Linked DNA regions of Homo sapiens: regions 2 and 3 are each linked to region 1. The links are chromatin loops, found by intact Hi-C in ENCODE. Cell type or tissue: PC-3. All regions are shown on one strand. Each heading gives the region's core, and the rest is flanking DNA. Links, peaks and the distances in the headings are about the cores only.

The links. Hi-C counts contacts between places; a loop is a spot of excess contacts. Peaks named below come from ENCODE experiments on the same cell type or tissue, not always from the same donor. Only the 100,000 strongest peaks of a DNase experiment are listed, where the experiment ranks them.
Region 2: it touches region 1 in a loop (7-fold over the local background); 8 of 110 quality-filtered maps call a loop at or near these places.
Region 3: a loop joins it to region 1, with 4 times the contacts of the local background. A loop is called at or near these places in 2 of 110 quality-filtered maps.

Annotation. Positions count from the first base shown.
Region 1 is chr3:189,933,376-189,941,479 of GRCh38, forward strand. No RefSeq gene overlaps it. Among named protein-coding and RNA genes, the nearest start is that of MIR944, 110 kb to the left of the region's middle. RefSeq lists enhancers at 1,387-2,586, 3,875-5,074. In PC-3, for the core only: no CTCF peak of the experiment used is centred there; DNase peaks (open chromatin) are centred at 3,036 and 4,426; H3K27ac peaks cover 2,892 bases.
Region 2 is chr3:189,686,042-189,690,041 of GRCh38, forward strand. The region is part of intron 1 of TP63 (tumor protein p63); the gene reads left to right. Among named protein-coding and RNA genes, the nearest start is that of TP63, 57 kb to the left of the region's middle. In PC-3, for the core only: a CTCF peak has its summit at 1,587 (motif pointing right); a DNase peak (open chromatin) is centred at 100; H3K4me3 peaks cover 282 bases; H3K27ac peaks cover 1,553 bases.
Region 3 is chr3:189,323,287-189,327,286 of GRCh38, forward strand. It overlaps TPRG1 (tumor protein p63 regulated 1), which reads left to right. Exons shown (of 6, transcript NM_198485.4): 6 at 1-2,018. Among named protein-coding and RNA genes, the nearest start is that of TPRG1-AS2, 85 kb to the left of the region's middle. RefSeq lists an enhancer at 780-1,979. In PC-3, for the core only: no CTCF peak of the experiment used is centred there; a DNase peak (open chromatin) is centred at 1,565; H3K27ac peaks cover 2,348 bases.

The DNA of each region.
Region 1 (8,104 bases), core at 2,438-6,437:
TTTTAACTTTTTTTGTAGAGACAGGGTCTTCCTATGTTGCCCAGGCTTTTAGCCTGTTGATGTGGTGGATTAAATTAATTAATTTAGTGAATGCTGAAATAGCCGTGCATCCCTAAAATAAATCCCACTTGGTCATGATGTATAATTCTTTTTGTAGGTTGTTGCATTTCATTTGCTAATAGTATCTTGAGGATTTTTGCATCTATGTTCATGAGTGTCAACTACCTTGTAATTTATGGATTTTAAAATGTAGCTCTAACAGTATCATAAAATTGCTTCATATAACTTGCAGTTTATTGTGGATTTATTCATTTTAACATGAAGAACTCAGGATGTTATATTTAATTTGTATTATCCCAGAATGTTGCAAGCTGTGTGGCATATAGGAAAACATTAAATAAATGTTCATTCACTCAACTGATCAACTGAAAAAGTAACCATGTGATAAGTAAGTGCATATTTAGATCCCACTCTGTGTATGAAACTGGGCTAATTAATGGCAACACACGGGTGAATCAAACTAAACTCTGTCTTTATGGATATCACCAGACACTACTTGAGACATGGTTAAATTAGAATTGTTATAATTATGAGATCTACTCTAAAGTTGGAACCACAGTCAATGTAAAAATTGGCCAAACAACAAGATCCTCCGTTTGAAAGCTAATTCTCTATACTGCAAGGCAAATTTTCAGTAGATATTCAAGGTATTCAAATAGCACAAATTATAGTTGGAAATATATCTATTATGCAAACAAAGGGGTTATAAATAAAGTTTGTGAGGCTGGTGGATATGGCATTTTTATTTTTTCTTGACTTCTTTAATCAATTTAATTCTTTCTTCCCTGATCACTCCCCTTCACCACTAACACTTATTGAACCCCATAGTAAGCAATGAAATGGATACTCAGAGTATGAGTAAAGCACTGGTAGAAAATGTTGGCAGTAACAAAGGCAGGACAAATGTGTATTACTGATTTTTCTATTCAAGTGCAATGCAGAACCTTGTCATAGGAATCTGAAGAATAGAGGCAGAAAGAAAGTAATTCTTTACAAAATAAAAGGATATTGGGTGAGGTTTGTTATCTATAAAGATATGTCTTCATTCATTATGTCATTTATTTAACAAATGTTTACCAACTTCTTAGCATGTGCCAGGCAGGCCTTGTGGTAAGTACATTCGAGATGAATAAACCATGTTCTCTATGCCTTTGAGAAACACACAGTCAATTAGGAAAGATAAGATATGCACATAAGTAACTCTAACACAATATCTAGCATAGTATAGGTGATCAATAGGTATTTAATGAAATTTAATTTAATTGATTCAATAATTATTTATAGAGCATGTAGTACCTTCCAAACCCTATTCTGGGTGCTTGGGATACACCATTGAACAAAACAGACAGACAAAATCCTTGCTCTCAAGTTGCTTTTGTACTCACAAGGGAAAAATTTAATGGTATTGACAGAGATAAGTTGCTAGAACTCAAATGAGAAATGCAGATAAAATGTTACTAGCATTATATTGAAAGGTGGAATGGTTACAGTGGATGGGGGAGAGCCAAGGAATGTCATCCATACATTACAGCCCCATTTTGTTTTGTTTTCTGTTCTTCTTTGGAGATTCAGAAGAAATGCAATCCACGCAGAAAGGGACAGATGAGTCAGTCTCCAGTGAGCAGCTGGGTGTGCATGTGTCCTGGATCCTTAGGCACTTCATTGAATCTATATGCATTGGACATGTGGCTGGGACTACTAAGACATAAAGTTGGAGAGTTAGATGAACGCCTACAAACTTTAAGTCGGATGGCTCTATAGCATGCAGAGGGAACCTAACGAAGATTTTTAAAGAGAAGGATGATGTTATTCAAGTGATGTTGCCAGAAGGATGGATGTAGTAGTGTATCCAGAATTGGTTCCTTCCGGTGGGTTCTTGGTCTCACTGACCTCAAGAGTGAAGCTGTGGACCCTCGCGGTGAGTGATACAGGTCTTAAAGATGGTGTGTCCGGAGTTTGTTCCTTCAGATGTTCAGATGTGTCCAGAGTTTCTCCGTTCTGGTGGGTTCATGGTCTTGCTGACATCAGGAGTGAAGCCACAGACCTTCACAGTGAGTGTTACAGCTCTTAAAGGTGGTCCAGCCGGAGTTGTTCATTGCTCCCAGTGGGTTCATGGTCTTGCTGACTTCACGAGTGACACCGCAGACCTTCACATTGAATGTTACAGCTCATAAAGGTAGTGCAGACCCAAAGAGAAACCAGCAGCAAGATTTACTGTGAAGAGCGAAAGAACACAGCTTCCACAGCGCAGAATGGGACCCCAGTGGGTTGCCACTGCTGGCTCTGGTGGCCAGCTTTTATTCCCTTATTTGGCCCCACCCACATCCTGCTGATTGGTCCATTTTACAGAGTGCTGATTGGTCCATTTTGACAGAGTGCTGATTGGTGCATTTACAAACCTTTAGCTAGACACAGAGCGCTGATTGGTGCATTTACAATCCTTTAGGTAGACAGAAATGTTCTCCAAGTCCCCTACCCAATTAGCTAGACACAGAGCCCTGATTGGTACATTTACAAACCTTTAGCTAGACAGAAAAGTTCTCCAAGTCCCCACCCCACCCAGAAGCCCAGCTGGCTTCATGTCTCAGTAGTGTCATTGAGAATAAAAGAAAGGAATTGCAGGCAAAGGCATATTTATGTTAATTTAAAATAGTAAAATAGTGTGCATGTGGATCGTTTCTAGTCTCAGGACAGAAGCTGAAGTTTGTGCCCATGGACTATGCATCAAAATCTGTGCTCCTGAAGAAAGGCACCAAAATACTAGAGAAGAATGTTCTGCAAAGGCATTGCTGGTCTTTCTATGTCTACCTTGATATTTATAAGTCTCCTGAGGAGATTCTACTTTCTCTGTGGAATGATATTACATAATCATTTAGGAGTTTGACTTCAAGGCCCGCACAATCTATCTATTGCATTATACATGACACAAGATCCGGGCACAGAACAATGTGTTAAGATGATGACTCTACCACTGTGCTCACATTTGCCTCCAGGGAAAAGAAGGGCACTCTTGTCTCCAAAATATGTAACTCCTTTTCATCTCAGCCGTTGTGGCTGCACTTTATTTCCTTGTCATGTTAAGCTGAAGAAATAAGAGCAAAGCAAAGGGAATGAGCAAAGATATCACAGCTTTGCTTGTAGTGGTTCGTCTCAGGAGGTGAGAGAAATGGTGAAAATTATTGGGGAAAAAGCAAGACTGACAAGGTAGTGAGAGACACGTGAGTGTCTCCCACAGAGGCCAAACAGGAACACACCCAAGGCTAGGGGAAGTTGGGAAATAAGAAAAATAAAAACAGAAGATAAAACATGAGGGATAGCAACCTTAAAAGACACACATACACACAGATGGCTATTGGGTGGTTCCCAGCCATCCTAGTGAAAAAGTGTATCAAATAATTAAGTTGGCAGATGGAGTAGAAGAACAACCCAGAGCCAGCTTGGGCAGGGCCTCTGACTGTTTCTAAGATAAAGCATCCTGGAACCTTGGGAGAAAAGACACGGCACCTTTTTGGTTTGTTTGTTTTTTGTTTGTTTTGTTGTTTTGTTTTGTTTTGTTGTTTTGTTTTGTTAAGGAGGCCTTAGATTATTCAACTCTTTTTTCCCGTTCTCTCTCTTGTAATGTGCTCTACTACTTGGGAAATAAGAATTTTACTGTGAACAGAGGTAAAATTTTTATTACAATTTTAGAGAATGACATGGCTGAGATCTATGGAATGTTTAGAGCACGAAATGAACTTTAAACACTTGGATTGTTTATTCTATCTTTTCTGTTCCTATTTACTTACTTATATACATGTATCCCCTTAGCTGTCATGCTTTTCACTGCCTGGCAAACTCCTATTCATTTTTCTACACTTAACAATTAATTTAATTCTCATGTAAACCTTCACTTTCCCTCTCAAGTTAAGCTACACCTGACTTTGTCATTCCATGTTATTCCATTCCATGTATATGCCTTCATTCGCAGTGATTACAAGGTGTTTAATATTTTAAGGTTTATCTTTCCCTCTAAGTAGACCTGAGGGCCAGAGCTATCTGATTCATCTTTGTTTTCCCCATGCAAATAATGCAATCCTTGGTACATGAGGAGGGAATAATATATTTAGGGGCAGACGATAGGTACTAATAAAATAAACAAATGAGCAAATGAGTTGGCTGACCTCTTCCCTTCTCTTCCTGAGACTATGGGTGTAATTAGTGCTTTCTAGGGCACTGTGAGGACCTGCCACTCCCGTGCCCTATCCTTGTGACTGGCCCCGTGGGAATTTGCCTGGCTTTTGCTGGATAGGTCACCCTCCTTTTGGCTGGAGAATGATCAGGCCTGGGTGTTGGAAGTCAGATACACCACTGAGTCACAGTACCTCAAGGCACTGTGGTTCCACTCCATGTGTGAAAGGTCTCTCTGCAGCATTCTTGCAAGATGAGTTTTCTAATTAGCTTTCCCTTATAAGGTGCCAGAGGGGATGGTTGGTCAGCATTAGAGCCTACAGATGGGAAAACAATGGCCAAGAGACTTTGCCTAAGGCTACTGGGTGGGCCGAAGCCTTCCAGTTAACATCTGGTGAGAATTTAATGACTCAGTGCTCTATTCTCCACCCAAGGTTCTCTCACCTGCCAGTTCCTTTCATTCTGCTGGGCCTTGACCTCAAGAGCACGAAATTGAGTGTGATGTGATTCTACGACTGTGCTACTGGCTACATTTCGCATTGGTGACAGGAAAGCACGGGCTGAGGTGACTTTGTCTTTAAATGGCTAGAAGAGGGCAGACTGCATCTCTGAGTATCCTTGAACCTAACACCTTTGTTTAGGGTTGCTCTCCAGAAAAAGCTTGAGAGAAAGCCTAACAGTTTGCAGAGTGGTCAAGAGATTGAATAATAACTGAGTAGCAATAATACTCAGATGGGTTATGTCTTTTGACTATTTAAAGGACTTTTGTATACCACTGTATGCAGCCTTATGAAATAAATTGTGTATACACACACACAGACACACACACACACATACATATATCTAGGATAAAATTAATAAATGGTTCAGTGTTAAAGATTGGAAAATATGGGAAGAAAAACAAAAAAATTGACATTTAATGCCATCATCTAGATATAACTAGTATTAATATTTTTGTGTTTCTCTTTTCTATTTTTATTAGATAACATAGTTCCTAATATAGTAAAAAAGTGACAATTAAAATGTTTATTTATGGAGGAGGATCTGAGATAGCAAGACGGCTGGAAGAGTAGTTCAGGAATGGAGAGAGAATCAGGAGTTCTGATGACTTCATGTGTGATCTTGAGTAGATCTTAAAATTTCTCTTAGTCCTTAATTTTTGCCCCTACAGAAGGGCAGGAAATTTGAAGGCAATGTCAATAGAAGCTCAATGCCCTAAGTTGAAGGTTAAACCTTAAATACCAAGAATTAATGTGATAAGAAGTTAGTCTACATGCAGTAGACAAAGACACCAAAATACACCCTTTAACTTCAGAGCTACTGCCAGGATTTCTATGTATCAAGGGACTGTCTTACAAATTAATATATATTTTTTTTTTGAGATGGAGTTTCGCTCTTGTTGCCCAGGCTGGAGTGCAATGGCACAATCTCGGCTCACCACAACTTCTGTCTCCCAGGTTCAAGTGATTCTCCTGCCTCAGCCTCCAAGTAGCTGGGATTATAGGCATGCACCACCACCTCCGGCTAATTTTTTATTTTTAGTAGAGACGGGGTTTCTCCATGTTTGTCAGGTTGGTCTCGAACTCCCAACCTCAGGTGATCCACCCACCTCAGCCTCCCAAAGTGCTAGGATTACAGGCATGAGCCACTGTGCCCAGCCGCAGGAATTAATTATTTACCTGATCCCCATCCTTTTTTTTATGCCCATATTTTCAGGTTGCCAAGGTCTAAGAAAGGAAAGGGATGAGGTAGCTTAAATGACTGTAAGATGAGCAGCTCTTCTATCATTTAAATCCACAAAACTAGGCAACAAGGGAATCATCACATCAACCATCCTACACTAGTAGTTAGCTGTAGTATAAAAGGTAGTTGGCCCGGCGTGGTGGCTCACACCTGTAATCCCAGCATTTTGGGAGGCCAAGGCAGGTGGATCACCTGAGGTCAGGAGTTCAAGACCAGCCTGGCCAATATCATGAAACCCTGTCTCTACTAAAAATACAAAAATTAGCTGGGCATGGTGGTGTATGCCTGTAATTCCAGCTACTTGGGAGGTGGAGACAAGAGAATTGCTTGAACCCGGGAGGCGGAAGTTGCAGTGAGCTAAGATCACACCTCTGCACTCCAGCCTGTGCAACAGAGTAAGACTCTGTCTCAAAAAAAAAAAAAAAAAAAAAAAAAAGAGGTAGTTTTCTGCGTTCAAATTATCTCCCATTTAATGATTTGAACACACCTGTTCTGTGGGCCTCATACCCTCTCCTCTGATGCCCAGACATCACAACAAGAGAACTCTACCTAAAACAGGCAAAGATTGGAGGAGATGAAAAAATGTCCACCCTGAGTCAAAGGAATGGCTCCACCTTTAGGGCATACCTCTCCAGACTGGGAAAGCTAGTTGGAGAAGAACAAGAATAAAGGATATCTGGGTTTTCATTTTTGCCTTGCTGGCCTGTGGTTTCTTGAGATTTTCTTACCATAAATTGCCCGCTATTTAGGAGAGAATTTTGTTTCTGTGGGTTCAAAGAGACCAGGTAGGCTGTGGAAGAAAAAGGCAAGGGCTAGTGGCATTCACTTACTCCTGGGCTCTGAGCTCTGGGCTCTCTCTGGGAGAGAGAGGACCCTTCTATATACTTCTTAGTGTGTAACCCAGTCTAAGGTAGAAACGAAGAAGCTCTCAGGGCAAATGTTCTATCCAGGACATTGGCTGGAGCATTCCTTGTCTTGTATCATATTGTGGATTGGCAGCAAAAGGCAGAGAACAACTTAGGTATATAATTTGCAGAAATATCCAAACATTGTTGTCTGAACAAAACTCTGTTGAGTAAATGGTGATGGTGATGATGGGATGATCATAATTACTATTATTGATGTGTTCTGTATGCCGCTTTACATGCATTATTCTTTCTACAACCCAGTAAAAATAGGTATTATTTCTTCCATTGCACAGAGGAGGAAGATGATGTTCAGAACACAAACAACTCACCCAAAATCCCACAGCTAGTTATTAACCAGGACAGTATTGAGGTTTCCATAGCCTGTGAAATGTCTTTCACTATTTGCTGTTCCTAGTTTTGTGTTAGAGTCTTGGGTTTGGTCTATTACAGAGAATGCAGAATGCAAATTCTGGAGACTCCCCCACCTAACATGTCTGGGCTACTGATCCGAGAAACCCTCACAGGTAGATCTAACTTAACTGGGTACAGCTAGATGGCATTTTGTAGCAAAGGCTGTGAGCCTAAAGGCTGGGGATGGGGAGCGATTCAGCCTTCATGAATTGCAAATAATTTTTCAAGGTATCTTCTTAGGGAAGAAAGAGAGTTGGGGTCTCAGGATGGTGGGGAGAAGGAGCTGTGGTGGGGCCCAGTGTAGAAAGAGGAGGCCTATAGCTATTTTCTCCCTCTGTTAGGGCAGATCTCAGCTCACTTATTTTCCTTCAGCCTCAAACAAGTTGTTTTGTTTTTTTTTAATTTAGGAAAGAGAAAGATTATCTTTAAACAAAAGTGGCACCAATATCCTGCCATCCTGATTAAAAGCAGGATGAAGATAAAATGATTTCTCTATCCCTCATGGCCTACAAAGCCAACGCCTCCCAGGGAAATGGCCTTCTCCCAGCGGCAGCCCAGCTCTTCACCTTTGAAGCTGCCTCTAAACCTGTTTGCTTTTGGAGCTCCAATAAGATTTGTGCTTGCTGCCACAGGCTGGCCCAGATAGGCTGCTCGTGCTGAGACTATGGCTGTCTTCCCGGGTGAACAACAATGACAGTTAATTACATCAACCCAATTAGCAGCAGCATCCACTTTGTGCAAGCAAGGCCCACCTGTGGTCTTACCTATGTCTAGCAAAGGGCCCCCGGGCCTTAGTGGGGAAGCTGGTGAATTGG
Region 2 (4,000 bases), core at 1-4,000, 250 kb before region 1:
TCTTGTAAAATGAGGAGTTTGGCTCAAAGTTCTCCAAATTGTTTGATTATGTGGCAGAAAGTAAAGAAGAAGAGAGTGCAGAGCTGTGACTCGTCATTTCCGGAGGGAAAGGAAAGCACAGAGGAATGTGTACTCTTGGTGTCCAGGTTCAGGCCTCCATCCTGATCACTAATTTTTGAGTTTGTCCCTTGAACTTTTACCTGTTTTCTTTTTATGAGACAAAACTTATATTTTAGATTCTGTCTTTGCAGTTTCTCCTCCTTCATACTGAAGCTGGCAATAGAAGACAGTGAGTGAGTAAGAAGTGTCTTAAACAAGAATGGCTGGAAACAGAGCTCTCTCCCAGGCAGGGTGGTAATGCCAGCAATTCAAAGAAACTAAGATGTGGCATCACAGGATGTCTCCAGTTTTTGGGGATCATGGACCCTCATATCTTGGCTTTCAAAAAGTGAATGGTAGGTGGCTGTTGACTGAGGCTTTCTTAGAAACATAATTTCATGAACTACTGGAAAGAGACAGGAACTTAGAGTCTACCCAGTGGAAAAAGAATAAATAAATAAATAAATAAATAATGCCCAAGAGCTTAAAAAAATGATAGCAAAGTTTACAAACTTGCCAGATAAGGGAACATACCACCAGTAAAATAATTCACTGAGAACTTTACTCAGGGGGTGGGGGGCAGGGGCAGGGTTTTTTTTTTTTTTTTTGAGACAGAGTCTTACTCTGTCAGCCATGCTGGAGTGCAGTGGCACAATCTCAGCTCACTGCAACCTCTGCCACCCAGGTTCAAGCGATTCTCCTGCCTCAGCCTCCCGAGTAGCTGGGATGACAGGCACCTGCCACCACGCCCAGCTAATTTTTGTATTTTTAGTAGAGACGGGGTTTCTCCATATTGGTCAGGCTGGTCTTGAACTCCTGACCTTGTGATCTACCTGTCTCAGCCTCCCCAAGTACTGGGATTACAGGTGTGAGCCACCGCGCCTGGCCAAGGGTCAGGGTTTTTAATGCTAGGAAGAGGAGGTCCTTGGTGGTTGGGTGAATGAAGGATTGAAAATTAGCACTCTAGATAAGGGAGAAGTGGTCTACAGATCTGTACACAGTTGGGCAAAATGAGCTCCATTGTCTTCAGTTAGGTTCAATAGAGTCTGGAGTACCCAGATCATTCAAGTCCATGGTCAAATCAGCTCCACTTGATTTGACTCAGTTATGATGAAACGGTACATAGTTTTGCTATTTTCTAGGTGAGTTTTCACATAAATGCAAAGTTTTCTTTTAATACAATCCAATCCCATCATTTTAGAGATGGGAAAACCAAGACAAGAAATGGAAAAACACTTGCCTAGTTTGAATGATTCCACATTTGTGTCAGAAATCAGCATTATTTTATCTTTGATGCTTGCCTGTTACTTGAGCTTGATAACTTTACAGCCCTGCCTCAGTTGAAGTCTTACCTCCTTTGTAAAAGGGGAACCTAGTTTGTAGTCTCCTTTTGTAATTTCAAGGGAATATAGAATTGCAAATAAAAATGAAGTGGGCTGCTACAAAAAACAGTGAGACTCCGAATTATCTAGGTTACTTAAAGAATAGCAAGACAACCACGTAGTAGGGCCACTAGAGGGAAATATCAAGCTTCAAATGGGCGACTGGACAATGTGCCCTTTAAAGTGACTTCTAATTCTAATGTACAATGGTAGAGGAACCATGAGTATTGTATCGTTACCCTCACTGTCTTCTCTTCTACCATAAACATCTTGAGAGAAGAAATAATGTCTTATTTACAGTTCCCTGAAATGTAGCAGGTGTCCAATAATACCTGTTAAATAACAGAATGAACATAAAAACTGTGAAGCAAACAGTTGGAGATCCTTTGGAAGGACATCTGTCAAGACTAGACTATGTTATGGCTCTTTATTTCCCTTTCATTTCAAAGAAGCTCTCAAAGTAATGTGATCTGAAAGAAAAAAAAAAAACAGCTAGCAACTTGCTCATCTATTACAGCTTTGTAATTCTGTTAGAGGAGAAGTGAAGCAATGGTTATATTAAAAAGCCCAGAAATAAGCTTCAATACTTGGCTCCTTCAAAGGATTTTGGGGTTGGGGGATTGAGTTTAAAGAAATTGGTTCTGAGGAAAATGCACTAAAATTAAAATCTTCAAGTTATAAAATGCCTTAGAGATAATATTGTCTTCCTCCATTTTAGAAATGAATAACTCGAGATGTCCAGGTGAAATACAATTTAACTAAAGTCTCCACATTTCTAGGTCTTACAAATTCAGAAATGTTAGCAGTGAATATGAGTACAGGATATAATCCTTCCTAAGATAAGAAAGATTTATACCCTTCTTTAGTGCCTGGGGAAAGCTCCTTGATTATAAACAGACAGTTGGTTGCTGAAGAGGATGCAGTTCACACACACTTCTGACACTGAGCTTATTCACTACAATACCTCTGTGTCCTAGAAACAGCTGTTTCATCTCCTCTGGCTCTGAGGCTACTTCCTGACCTATCGTCTCTCAAAATCCACCTGAGTTCTTATCACTGTACCCTTTTGCTAGTAAAGATGTGGCTACTGATAGGGGTCAATGCTGCAGGGGTTTATGGCCAGAAAGATTGGTAAGGGAGCTGATAAAAAACCTGATATCCACTGTGACAGTATCTGGCTTCACCAGTCACACTCTAGGACCTAGCCAAAAGCAAATACGTTGTTGTTTATGTAAATGGTTGCTGAAGAGGTCCTGGCAGGATTTTTGTTTATAGCAGGTGAATCTATCTCCACATGCTTATTAGGGAGTTAAAGCTGTTTCCTGTACCACCTTATTCTTTCCTGAATTAAGAATCTCAAAACACTAGACCCACAAGATGATTTACAGGTCATCTTGTATTCATTCCTCACTTTACAATGGCAGCGACTAAGTCCCAGAGAGGGGAAGTAAACTGCTTGATTCACAACATGAAGCAGTGACAGATGGGATTTTGGGACTCCTGGAATATCTTCCACCATACTCTTCTAATTTCATCAACACATAGAATGACAGAGTGGCCAGCATTCAAATCTACCTTTTTCTTTTTTTTTTTTTTTTTTTTTTTTTTTTTTGAGACGGAGTCTCACTCTGTCGCCCAGGCTGGAGTGCAATGGCATGAACTGGTTCACTGCAACCTCCGTTTCCCAGGTTCAAGCGATTCTCCTGCCTCAGCCTCCTGAGTAGCTGGGATTACAGGCACGTGCCACACTGCCCAGCTAATTTTTGTATTTTTAGTAGAGATGGGGTTGCATCATGTTGGTCAGGCTAGTCTCAAACTCCTGACCTCTGGTGATCTGCCTACCTTGGCCTCCCAAAGTGCTAGAATTACAGATGTGAGCCACCATGCCCAGCCCAAATCTACCTTCTTATAGGTGGAGAAACTGAGACCCTGAGGTTCATTTCACATGTATAAGGCAATACACATACTTAGTTGTAGAATTTGTTCTACAACAAAAATTCTTCACCTAAAGAATTTGGGGTCCATTGTTGAGCTACTGGGGATTTCTTGAATCGTGTATTGGGAGTGTGCCAAAATTGTGTGCAAATATGTTCATTTTTCTGAGTATATAAATTGTATTAGGTATTCAAAAGGGTCATGCCTCAAAAAAAGGATAGGTAACATTGGTCTATGTCCTAGATTACTGCTCATTGTGGCAGTTATGATGTATATTTTTAATTGTCTTAAGGCCATACATAAGAGGAGTTTCTGTCTTGACTTGTTGGGAAACTAGCAGTTCATCTCTTTGCTAAAGTAGTGTTTATACTGAATGGTCCACTTGAAATATCATTAGTCACTTTATAGGACAGGTAATGGCAGGAGAGGAGGGTGAATATTGAGAACAATGAGGCAGATTTTTGAACTTTTATATATTGTGTCTTAACAGGGAAAGTCCTTGGGGTTTTAACCTCCAAGGTAATGGATATCTTTGCCTCCTTCCCTCTACCTCTCTGCTCCTCCTGCCACACTGAAGGTCCCAA
Region 3 (4,000 bases), core at 1-4,000, 610 kb before region 1:
TAGACCCATTTTTTTCTTAGGAAAGAGTTGGATCAATCATGGGAGACCCTGAAAAATTTCCTTACCTTTCCTAAGGTTTAATTTCCTCTTCTGCGAAATGGAGACAATTATATTACTTTTGCTTATTTCATAAAGATCTTGTGAGGATTCAATGAAATGAGGTTAAATTCTTTTATTAAACAGAAAGTTTTGAGTATTTGCCTAGAGAGTGATGTGACTTTTGCAGCAGAAGGTGGGAAAACATCCAAGGGAACTACATTTCCTCCAGAAATTGTTTCTTCATTACCATCGACCTACTGATTATGGTTTTCTCATTTTACACTTGGTGTTCTTACTTGGGATCTTTGTCCTTAAGCTCAACAGGGAGCCACAACCCAGGGGACCTATGTGTACACTTGGAGTTTTTATCAGACTATCATTTGAACTTACCACTACAGTTTAGCAAATGGCATGATGAGTTTGATTGATAATAGGAGTAGACGCAAGATACATTAAGTAGAGTACAAAGCATTTCATAACCAAAATGTCATGGTTGGAGGTCTTCATTATTCGGTCTTTATCTCATTCAGGAATTTCCACTTGAAAAATCTCTGATAAGCTTTATTTCAGAAACTGCTTGAACAGCTCCACTGACAAATGCCTCACTATCTTCTGATACATCGTAGGCAGTTCTGAGGGTGAGAAAGTTCAAAGCAGATAGATGTTTTAACACAACAGGAGGACTTTTAAACAATCACCAGGACTCACTCCTCGGTGGTCAATTGGGCCTGTTTGGAGGCCTGACCTTTGGTCATCTTAAGGTCATCTAAGGCAGAAAAGAGAAGCTCACTTATAAGTTGGCACTTCTGAATCATTTGCCTTGAGGTCCATTTTTTATTCAGCCTTTGTTTAAACCTTCTTAGGAAGCCAGTTTGTAGAGTTCTGGGGATAAGAAGGCAGAAAAACCATGTCAATTCAGTGCTTTTATTTCACAGAAAATGAAGCAAAGGCCTAGAAACTAGAAAGACATTTCTCAAAAAGAAGATGGTGAACTTTTGGAAATACTGAGATTAGACTACATTTTCCAATTTCTATCCCTAGCCCACTGCTCTTTCCAATATAATATCTGTATTCCATGGGAAAGACATGCCATCTGAATTGATGTATCGTAGTTGTTGAGATAATTTTGAAATGAGAAAACAATAGGGCACAGTCGTTTGGGAAGAATTTCCAGAAATTGCCATCATTTTCTTAAAGGCTAAGGACACTTATAGAGCTCTCCGATTTCCTATCTGATAAAAAAAGCCCAAACAAAGCTGCGGAAGCTGGCAGAGCCAGCAGATATTTTGTAAGGCAGCTTCACCTCTGCTGGCATTTTGTGGGGCAGGAGAGGGGGAGGGCAAAGGTATTAAATTTAGGCTTAAAAGCTCCTCAGAAATTCTTTACACACAAGAGACCAAGTTGGAGAAAAGAAGATGACTTGTGCCAAGGGGAAGAAAGAGAGAGACTAATGCCTGTGGTTTTCAAAGGTTAACAACAACATAAAAAAGCCAAGGTATTTGCACAGGGATGAATGCTCATTGGCTCTTGGCCAACAATTATACAAGGGCTTGTGCCCACATCCTGTAGCTGTGGTTTAGGGACGCTGCTCATGAGTGACTTCTTATGCTTAGTGGCAGGAAACTTTAGTCACTGATGTGTAAACTCACCTTTGGTCTGCACCTCCCACAACGTGCTCCGAAAGCAGTTAGGGGACTAGGCCTCTTGATTTCCTTGTAGATACCAGTTCCCCAGAAGCTAAGGAAAAACTCTGAGGCCTTGGAGTTACTGAGAGTGGACCAATACTTGTCTTATTCTACCTGATTTTGGCAACTGCTTAGGGTTCTTCTGTATCCACAAAAAGGAATTATGATATCCTCTGCTAAACCCTCTCTTTAGCCTCAAAGCCCAAGACCAAAAAAAATGAGCCATATTTCATTGCAGGCCTGCTGCCAATGTGAAATATAAGGAATAAAGTCATGAGACTGCTTCTCAACCTAGACCTTGTATCTCGTGTGCTATTTTATATTCGATTTTAAAAAGCTCTTAGTAAATATCTCAGTCCCCTTTTCAGTGAAGCCAAATGGAATTTGCAAGCCCAGTTTAATTAACTCCTACGTTTTTAAGGTAGATATGACAGATCATGATATATTGTGGATGCGTTGAGATCAAGTGTTCTGAACCACCAACTTGTCTGTCGTGTCCTGCCCATAATGCTTACCCCATGCATCTCAGAAATTCCTTTTCCTTTTTTAATATTGTCTGAGCACTCTTCACGGAATCTGAGATTAGAAAGGATCTTAAAGGTCATGTAGTTTAGCCTCCTTTGGTTGAGGTTGCAGGAATGCCCTCAACCAGAGCATGCACAGCAGATGGAAAATCAGCTTCTGTGTGAACATTCCAAGAGCCCAGAACTCCTTGCTTTCTAAAGCAGTTAATTCCACTACTGAGCAACAGCAACAAGTAGAAGGTTTTTCTGGACATTGCACCCAAACCTCTCTCCTTGGAAATGTATAGATTTGATGCTAGATATTCCTTTGAAGGTATCCCAAATAAATTAATTTCCTAGTTCACATATTCACACTTTCTATAAAGGCAGGTGCTCTCCTAAAAGGTAGTGACAGTAGTTTTATTTTTGTATTTAGAGACAAAACTCCAGTGAGCACAATCATTTTTAAATATGATGCATTATCCAGAGTCCTTATCGAGCTTGTCTCTTCTTTGTAGACTATTCTGTTTGGTAAACACTTCTTTTAAAATATTATATTCAACACTTGTCTTGGCAGTTCATATATAGATTAATCAGTGCAAATTAGAATGGAGTTGTTCTTTATTTGCCACTATACTGTTATTAATAAAATCCAGGTTTCTTCTATCACACTGTTTGTTCACATGAAATGTATGAATAACTTCATACTATAATATAATATATAACTCCTTTCCTGATTGGGTAAATTCATTGAAAGCACAAATGAGACCACTTTAGCATAGATTACTTTTACTGAAATTGTGTTAGTTCTGAGTAATTACTGTTTTCTTTTCTAACTTTTAAATTTATTTTCTAAATTATTTGTTTAACACTTTACCATATAATTTTGCCTAAGTCACTGTTAAATTTACTCTTCTCTAGCATCTGGCAACCACCAGTGTTTTTAAATGAGTTTTTTTCTGTCTTCAGTCTAGAGGACAAGGTGGGCATAATTATCGTGATGGACAGCAGAGCCAAAGCAGTAAACAGATGGTTTGATCCACGGAGTTCTTTGGAATTAGTTAGTTGATCATGGCGTCCCTAGAACAAAAATAGATGGACAGCCTACTTAAGTCTTATTTAACCTGTGGAAACAGAAGTGATTTGAAGTCCGACTTGAGTCAGCACCTGCCACTCCAGGAAACCCCCATCCTGATTGAACTTAGGGATCTCAATTTAATGGCAGCAGTTTCCACTGTCATGCTTGCCCGCAGAGAATGGCCACCATGGAACTATTCAAGAATAGTAGGATTTCCTTCAGAAATGTGTTTCTGGTCTTGGGGTTGAAAGCGTCTTTGGAACTTCCTAGGGGACATAGAGGCTAAGTGAAAAGGTTGTACACAATAAAACCACTTTTGCATCCTGAGCTCCCCAAACCTTTAGAAGCCTTCCTCTGGCATTTCAAGTTCATTAATGTATACTTTCTTTAGGTTGATAATTGAGTTAACAAAGCAAACTATTAGAGCCACTCTTAGTGTCCCAAATACATTGGATCAAGAATCCTGGCCTGGTCCACTCTAATCAATAAATTCTTCATGTTCCAACATTATGCTTCTGATCTGATAACCTTGGAATCAGTGCCCATACATGTTCTTCCTCTATAGATATAAGTTGGCAAAGCCTTACAATTATTTTGGAATTTATTTTACTCTCTCATGAATCACACTTGTTCACTTACTTTTTAGGAGTCAAATCTGTTTATAAGTTTAGAAACAATGCAAAATGAGGATAAAT